Regions from separate parts of the Homo sapiens genome. Here region 1 is linked to region 2. A link is an interaction called in ENCODE POLR2A ChIA-PET data of the cell type or tissue named here. Cell type or tissue: GM12878. All regions are shown on one strand. Links, peaks and the distances in the headings refer to the core of each region. The heading gives the core; the rest is flanking DNA. Region 1 overlaps USP47 (ubiquitin specific peptidase 47). Region 2 overlaps EIF4G2 (eukaryotic translation initiation factor 4 gamma 2).

What was found. ChIA-PET counts read pairs that join two places held together with the same protein. Peaks named below come from ENCODE experiments on the same cell type or tissue, not always from the same donor. Only the 100,000 strongest peaks of a DNase experiment are listed, where the experiment ranks them.
Region 1: POLR2A ChIA-PET joins it to region 2 with 5 read pairs; 5 of 35 experiments call an interaction of 5 or more read pairs at or near these places.

Annotation. Positions count from the first base shown.
Region 1 is chr11:11,862,460-11,866,862 of GRCh38, reverse strand. The region is part of intron 1 of USP47 (ubiquitin specific peptidase 47); the gene reads right to left. Among named protein-coding and RNA genes, the nearest start is that of USP47, 23 kb to the right of the region's middle. In GM12878, for the core only: no CTCF peak of the experiment used is centred there; no DNase peak of the experiment used is centred there; H3K27ac peaks cover 1,003 bases.
Region 2 is chr11:10,797,026-10,801,371 of GRCh38, reverse strand. EIF4G2 (eukaryotic translation initiation factor 4 gamma 2) reads left to right here. Exons shown (of 22, transcript NM_001418.4): 15 at 285-410; 16 at 537-641; 17 at 725-940; 18 at 1,024-1,282; 19 at 1,616-1,820; 20 at 1,948-2,159; 21 at 2,259-2,380; 22 at 3,491-4,318. The coding sequence ends at 3,556. Among named protein-coding and RNA genes, the nearest start is that of SNORD97, 2.4 kb to the left of the region's middle. In GM12878, for the core only: no CTCF peak of the experiment used is centred there; no DNase peak of the experiment used is centred there.

The DNA.
Region 1 (4,403 bases), core at 182-4,181, 1.1 Mb before region 2:
CAACAGATTACCTTAAAAGAAACAACTAGACTAATGCCTAATTTGTCAATAGGAAAAAGTGTGGGCCATAAGACTGGAGCATGATACTTTCATTGTTGTGAGAGAAAATAACTGTTATCCCAGAATGCTATAAACAGCAAAAATATCTATCAGGAATGCAAAAACAGAGATTTCTGTCACCAATAGATTATCATTAAAGAAACTCCTTAAAAAATGTATTATAGGAAAAAAGAAAGTGACCCCAGAAGGAAGGTGATGAATCCTGACCTAGCCACCTAGACTGATGACAGTGAAACATGCCTGATTTCTACTAAACTACCATAGTGCCATCTTCACCTAGTACCATAATCATGTTCATCACCACGACAACTTTCCAGAAGAACCACCACCAACTCAGGGGAACACAATGCCTAAACAATTAGCTCACATATGCCATCTAATCAGGCACAGACAGACTTTGCTTATCTGATATGAAACAGATTGTTCATGGGTTTCAGCTCTTAAAAAACCTACCACTTTCCCTCTCCTGAGCCTTGAGTCTTATCCTGACCACCACCCCTTTGTTATTGGATCTAGTTCCCAGTTTAATAGTAAAATTGTTACTCAGTGTTCAATCTTTGGTCATGAAGCTTTTATTTTCTCTTTAACAAAGGAGATAGGAGGGAAATGAATAGCTACAAAGATTAACTAAAAATAGATAAAGACCTATATGTAAGAGCTAAAACTATAAAAACTCTTAGAAGAAAACAAAGGGAAAAAGTTTCATGACACTGGATTTGGCAATGATTTCTTGGAAATGATACCAAGACACAGGCAGCAAAAGAAAAATAAGTAACTTGGACTTCATCAAAATTAAAACTTTTGTACATCAAAGGGCACTATCAGAGTAAAAAGACAACTCAGAATGGGAGAAAATATTTGCAAACTGTATAAGAGATTAATACCCCAAATATATAAAGAATTCTTATAACATAACAACAGAAAAACCCTAACACCCTGATTAAAAAATGGACAAAGAACTTAAACATTTCTCCAAAGAATATGTAAAAATAGCCAACAAGCACATAAAAAGATGGTCAACATCAGTAATCAGGGAAATGCAAATCAGAAACCACAAAGAGTAACGACTTCACACCCATTATAAGATGGCCATTGAAATGAAAAAAAGAGAGAGAGATAAGGAAAATAAATAAAAAGTGTTGGTAAGGATGTGGGGAAACTGGAACTCTTGTGCATTGCTGGTAGGAATGTAAAATGGTGCAGCCACTGTGGAAAACAGTCTGGTGGTTACTCACAAAACTAAACATAGTATTACCATAAGATCCAGCAATGTTTCAACAAGCAATTACTAAACGCCTGAAAAAAAACAGAAAGTCTCAGCAAATAAATAACAGATAAAACCGAAATGAAAACTAATTAGGTGGGCCCAACAGCAGAATGAAGATGACAAAAGAATCAGTGAACTGAAGATAAAAACAATGGAAATTACCCAGTTTGAACAATAAAGAAAAAACAGACCCTAAAACAATGATCAGTGGCAAGCACCTGTAGGACTATAACAAAAGATCCAACATTCATGTCATTCAGAACTGGGAAGAAAAGGAGAAAGAGGGCAGGTTTAAAAAGTACTCAAAGAAATAACTGCTGAAAACTTCCCAAATTTGGCAAAAGACATTAACCTATATAATCAAGAAGCTGAGCAAACCCCAAATAAGGTAAACCTAAAGAAATCCATCTCAAGACGCATCATAATCAAATCCCTTAAGAACTAAAGACAAAGAGAAAGATTTTTGCAAGTATTTAGGGGAAAACCCATCTTAACTATAAGGGTAAAACAATTCAAATGACAGCAGATTTCTCTGATCACATCACAACAGAGGCAGAAGGAAGTGGCACAACACTTCAAGGGCTGAAAGAAGAGCTGTCAACCCAGAATTACATTTCCAGTGAAAATATCCTTCAGGAATCATAGAGAAATCAAGACATTCTCAGATGAAGAAAAATGAAAAGATTTGATGCCAGCAGACCTAACCTAAAAGAAAATGGCTAAAGAAAGTTATCTAAATAGAAATAAAAATGCTAAAAATCTACTTTACATTAAAAATAAGATTATATTCTATAATGTATAAATATGATATACACACATACACAGTTTCAAAAAGGAATGAAATCCTGAAACAATTCCACAATATGAAAAAACCTTGAGGACATTATGCTAAGTGAAATAAGCCAGTCACAAAGACAAATACTATATGAGATATCTACACTAGTCAAATTCACCGAGATGGAAAGTAGAATGGTGGTTGCCAGAGGTTAGGGGCAGAGAGGAATGGCGAGTTATTTAATAGGTACATGGTTTCAGTTTTGTAAGATGAAAAGAGTTCTGTGGATAGATGATGGTGATGGTAGTACAACAATAAGAATGTACTTAGTACCACCGAACTGTACATACTTAAAGACAGTTAAGACAGTAAATGTTATGTTATGTGTATTTTACAATTTAAAAAAATAAATTTTTTATAAATAGCTTAACTCCATAAATTTGTGGAAGAAGCAAAACTGCCAACACACTAGGTTTCCAACATGTCTACATTACAAACACATACTACATATAGGCATATTATAAATATGTATAAATAAATATAAGCATAAAATAAATTCCTACATTTTTCTTGTAATACAAAAAAATTTTTTTAACTGTTTATTAAAGGAATTAATATAATTTGAGTGGATATATACATACATATTAGAGAGAAATAGATATAAAATAAATATAGCTCTCACTCACATATGTGTTTGTATGCATATTTTCTAGCTCCTTCCACTGAAAGGACTAGAAGCAATGCTATCACCATAATAGTAGTACAATTAGAACCCAGATCTCAATTTCTAAGTATCATTCTCCAGAAAAAGAACCTAGAGGTCTTTGCAGAAATGGCTAATCTTAGAATTAGGGCTGAGAAATTACAATAATTTGGGATACCTTGTACTGCCAGAAAATAAGCGCTCAAAGAATGGTGTATGTACGTTAAGAGGACATATAAAGTCAGGTGAAAGGGCTCGCACTGGCCAAATGTGGAAAAACTTAAACATTAAAATAAATAAATGATTTATTCAATGTAAAAGTTAACATTAAAAAGATAGTTACATAGCATGAGAAATAATCAAATAACTAAGAATGCATTTGTAGGTATTCTGAAAATTTAAATAAAGATGTCCAATTTCCTAAATACTACTAAAATACTGACAGTGGACAGTAAAGATTAAAGAACAGTTATAATTGGCTTAATACTCAAGGATCCCTTCAAAAAATTTACTTTCTGTATTAAAATTCACGTTGTTTACTTAAAATCTAAAGTGTTAGCTATAGAAGTTAAGCAGCAGAAAGCTGTGTTCTTAAATATGACAAGTCTGATCATATTTTTTAAAAATCTGACTGAACTTTTTACTCAGTGTATTTCGATTTAGGAATAAATGTAAATACAAGAGAACTAAGAGTAAAAACATCATCAAGTTATAATTTTTTAGCCTTTTTTCAGTTTCTAAGTTTTTGAGCATCAAATTGCTTTTCTATTTTTGTGATTTCATGTTTTGAATGCTTCCATTTTAAAGTGGATGAAAACTGAAGTAAAGTACATCATTAAAATATACCACATTTCCCATGACTCGTCAATTTAAAAATCAAATCACAACATCTGTAAATAATCAAGCCTTTCTAATAAACAATCTCTATAAATCATTATAATCGGAAAATAATGCAAACTATACTAATATAAAAATTCAAGACTTTCTTAGTATCCACTTTATCTTCAACTCCATTCCCACTAGTATCCCTCTGCAATTTCCCCTAAATGGCTCAGTCTTCTTAGCCCTAAGTGGGTGGGAGGGGGGTAGATGATGAAAGATTAATTAAAGGGTACAATGTATGTTGTTCAGGCAATGTATACCCTAAAATACCTGCCTTCACTACTACACAATCTATGCATGTAACAAAATTACACTTGTAGGCTGGGTGTGGTGGCTCATGCCTGTAATCCCAATAATCTGGGAGGCCAAGGTGGGAGGATCACTTGAGCCCAGGAGTTCGAGACCAGCCTGGGCAACATGGCGAGACCCTATCTCTAATAAAGAAAAAAAAAATTATGCTTGTATCCCATACGTTTATACAAATTAAAAGAAGAGAAAAGTCTTCTTAGCCTTAGCTTTTCTACCACTGTCAAATTACATCCAGAATATCTAGCTGTAGGCTCAAATTTCTCAAAAAATTTTATTTTCCTTATCTAGGATTTATATCAGTTTTTCTAAAAACATGTAATTTATTTCCTCTTGCTTATATACTCAAGGAAAACAAACATGTCAAAGGATGTGAGGAGACTTGTCAGGAATACACTAATACTTCAGAA
Region 2 (4,346 bases), core at 1-4,000:
TTTTCTAAACTGTAGTTAAATTTGCAGTTTTTTATTTGAATATTTTAGTCATGCTAATTCTAAGAGAATGTAAGATTTATAATAGTATCTTACTACTGTATGCATCAGATCTTTAAATTTTTTGCCAAAAATTAAACCTGTTAATGTGGAGTACCTTCTTTAGTTTTTCAAAAAGCTTAATGTTTCCCTAGATTCTGTCACTGTATAGGATTTTAGAATGTTGTATTTAATATGTTCGCCAACTGCATGTTGTTAATTTAGATATATTTTGTTTTCAATTCCAGATTAGCCTGAGGCCTGCTCAGTCGTTCCTAATGAATAAAAATCAAGTGCCAAAGCTTCAGCCCCAGATAACTATGATTCCTCCTAGTGCACAACCACCACGCACTCAAACACCACCTCTGGGACAGGTACAGACCATAGTAGGACAGCATTTTCTAAAGATATCTGAAGACTTTTTTCTAAATTTAGTGTGTTCTTCCCCCTAATTTCATAGTCCTCTTTTTAAAAAAAGTCTGTCATTGCTTGTTTTTTAGACACCTCAGCTTGGTCTCAAAACTAATCCACCGCTTATCCAGGAAAAGCCTGCCAAGACCAGCAAAAAGCCACCACCGTCAAAGGAAGAACTCCTTAAACTAACTGTAAGTTTCAAATATCCCATTTTAGTGTAATTAGCCTGTATTTGAGATAGAGAATACATTAAAGATACTTGTGTTCTTCACAGGAAACTGTTGTGACTGAATATCTAAATAGTGGAAATGCAAATGAGGCTGTCAATGGTGTAAGAGAAATGAGGGCTCCTAAACACTTTCTTCCTGAGATGTTAAGCAAAGTAATCATCCTGTCACTAGATAGAAGCGATGAAGATAAAGAAAAAGCAAGTTCTTTGATCAGTTTACTCAAACAGGAAGGGATAGCCACAAGTGACAACTTCATGCAGGTAGGACACTTTACTGATTGTGTGGTAAGAACTCTTACCACTCAAATTCGAAAACTGATAAACTGTTGTATATTTCTTTCAAGGCTTTCCTGAATGTATTGGACCAGTGTCCCAAACTGGAGGTTGACATCCCTTTGGTGAAATCCTATTTAGCACAGTTTGCAGCTCGTGCCATCATTTCAGAGCTGGTGAGCATTTCAGAACTAGCTCAACCACTAGAAAGTGGCACCCATTTTCCTCTCTTCCTACTTTGTCTTCAGCAGTTAGCTAAATTACAAGATCGAGAATGGTTAACAGAACTTTTTCAACAAAGCAAGGTCAATATGCAGAAAATGCTCCCAGGTAAGAGAATGCTGACTTGTTTGTTTTGTTTTTTTAATATTATATCTAGAGATTTCAGGTACCTTGAGTGGATTTATGTAGGTCAGACAGTCTGATTGTCCTGCTCAGATAATGATAAACATTACCACAGATCTCACCTATAAAGAGAGATTTATAATTTAACTACTTTCATTTGATCCGTATGTTGAGTTTTTTTCATTTGCTGGGTTGGTTCTCTATTCTGCTACATGGATCTTACATACTTGGGGACATCATTTGTGAAGCTCTGCTCTCTGGACAGGACAACTTGGTAAAATGAACTATTAGATGATGCAGGTGGCTTTGTCTCTTCAGAAATTGATCAGAATAAGGACCGCATGTTGGAGATTTTGGAAGGAAAGGGACTGAGTTTCTTATTCCCACTCCTCAAATTGGAGAAGGAACTGTTGAAGCAAATAAAGTTGGATCCATCCCCTCAAACCATATATAAATGGATTAAAGATAACATCTCTCCCAAACTTCATGTAGATAAAGGATTTGTGAACATCTTAATGACTAGGTAAGACGAATGGTTTTCTGCATATGGTAATGTTTCATGTACTGGAAAAGAAGCGTAGGAGACTAAGAGTTGTCTCTTGAGCAAGAAAACTCACTGTTGGGTTCTAACAAGACCTCTTTCTGTCCAGCTTCTTACAGTACATTTCTAGTGAAGTAAACCCCCCCAGCGATGAAACAGATTCATCCTCTGCTCCTTCCAAAGAACAGTTAGAGCAGGAAAAACAACTACTACTATCTTTCAAGCCAGTAATGCAGAAATTTCTTCATGATCACGTTGATCTACAAGTCAGTGCCCTGTATGCTCTCCAGGTGCACTGCTATAACAGCAACTTCCCAAAAGGTGAGAGGACTTGTATCAGAAGAACGGCGTGAGGAAGTTCTTAAACAGAACACTAAATAATGGGCTTATTACTTTTTTCTTTTTTTTTTTTTTTTTAAGGCATGTTACTTCGCTTTTTTGTGCACTTCTATGACATGGAAATTATTGAAGAAGAAGCTTTCTTGGCTTGGAAAGAAGATATAACCCAAGAGTTTCCGGGAAAAGGCAAGGCTTTGTTCCAGGTAAGTCTTTTGTTAAAAATTTGGTCTGCTTACTTCAGTTTGCTTGGTATTAACTTCAAGTTAAGAGCCTTTTTCAACTGAAATACAGGCAAGGTAGTCCTAGTTAGTAGTTTGTCTTCACCTGTACATTTCATTCTGCACTATTTGAAGCTATTATTAAGTAAAGCTACACAATGAATCAATTCTAGTGGTGTATAAGATGTTAGAGGTAGCTAACTTTTCAAGGAGTATAGCTACTTATATACATGGGAGTGACTGTACAAGTTTCGATTTAAGCTTTTTTAAAAACATCAGTAAAGAGGAAATTGTAGCTGGGCACGTGGCTCATGCCTGTAATCCTAGCACTTTAAGAGGCTGAGGTGGGAGGATCACTTGAGCTCAGGAGTTCAAGACCAGCCTGGGCAGCATAGTGAAACCCTGTCTCTAAAAAATACAAAAAATTAGCCAGACGTGGTGACATGTTCTGTGGTCCTGGTCCCAGCTACTCGGGAGGATGTCTTGAGCCCAGGAGGCAGAGGTTGCAGTGAGCTGAGATCACACCACTGCACTCTAGTCTGGGCAACAGAGTGAGACTGTGTCTCAAAAAAAGAAAAAAAGTTTAAATACTATATATTTTTCTAAAAAGAGGAGATGTTTCTGATTTCTCACAATTTGATTTTTTCTTATTGAATGAACTTGTAGCCCTAGGGGAAGAACATCAGGGCATTCTCTCAAATCACCTGAAGAGCAGTTTAAAAAGCAGGTTCCAGGCCTATTCCTAGAGATTCTGGTTTAGTAGGTCTGTGGTACAAAATCCAGGTGATTCTTTCTCATGCTACTAGTTTTCCAGGGGGCCCAGGCTTGAGAAACATTGGTCCTGCAGCATCTTCCTACCTTTTTATTGCTGATGATAAACAAGATTCACGAGGATCATCCTTGCAGGATTAAATCTTTAGCTCTGTGTTGTCCCAAATCTGGATAATATACCACTGTTCGTTAACTTAATATACAAATTGTTGGTAGGGATATCCTTGTTTCATATTCTAAAACTGTGTAGTACCACCTAAAACTTTTTGGATGGATTTCTGTTTATATCATGAACTATTTTAATTTACAAATCTTAATTTATAGGTGAATCAGTGGCTAACCTGGTTAGAAACTGCTGAAGAAGAAGAATCAGAGGAAGAAGCTGACTAAAGAACCAGCCAAAGCCTTAAATTGTGCAAAACATACTGTTGCTATGATGTAACTGCATTTGACCTAACCACTGCGAAAATTCATTCCGCTGTAATGTTTTCACAATATTTAAAGCAGAAGCACGTCAGTTAGGATTTCCTTCTGCATAAGGTTTTTTTGTAGTGTAATGTCTTAATCATAGTCTACCATCAAATATTTTAGGAGTATCTTTAATGTTTAGATAGTATATTAGCAGCATGCAATAATTACATCATAAGTTCTCAAGCAGAGGCAGTCTATTGCAAGGACCTTCTTTGCTGCCAGTTATCATAGGCTGTTTTAAGTTAGAAAACTGAATAGCAACACTGAATACTGTAGAAATGCACTTTGCTCAGTAATACTTGAGTTGTTGCAATATTTGATTATCCATTTGGTTGTTACAGAAAAATTCTTAACTGTAATTGATGGTTGTTGCCGTAATAGTATATTGCCTGTATTTCTACCTCTAGTAATGGGCTTTATGTGCTAGATTTTAATATCCTTGAGCCTGGGCAAGTGCACAAGTCTTTTTAAAAGAAACATGGTTTACTTGCACAAAACTGATCAGTTTTGAGAGATCGTTAATGCCCTTGAAGTGGTTTTTGTGGGTGTGAAACAAATGGTGAGAATTTGAATTGGTCCCTCCTATTATAGTATTGAAATTAAGTCTACTTAATTTATCAAGTCATGTTCATGCCCTGATTTTATATACTTGTATCTATCAATAAACATTGTGATACTTGATGTAGTGATGTGTGGCTGTAAATGGCAT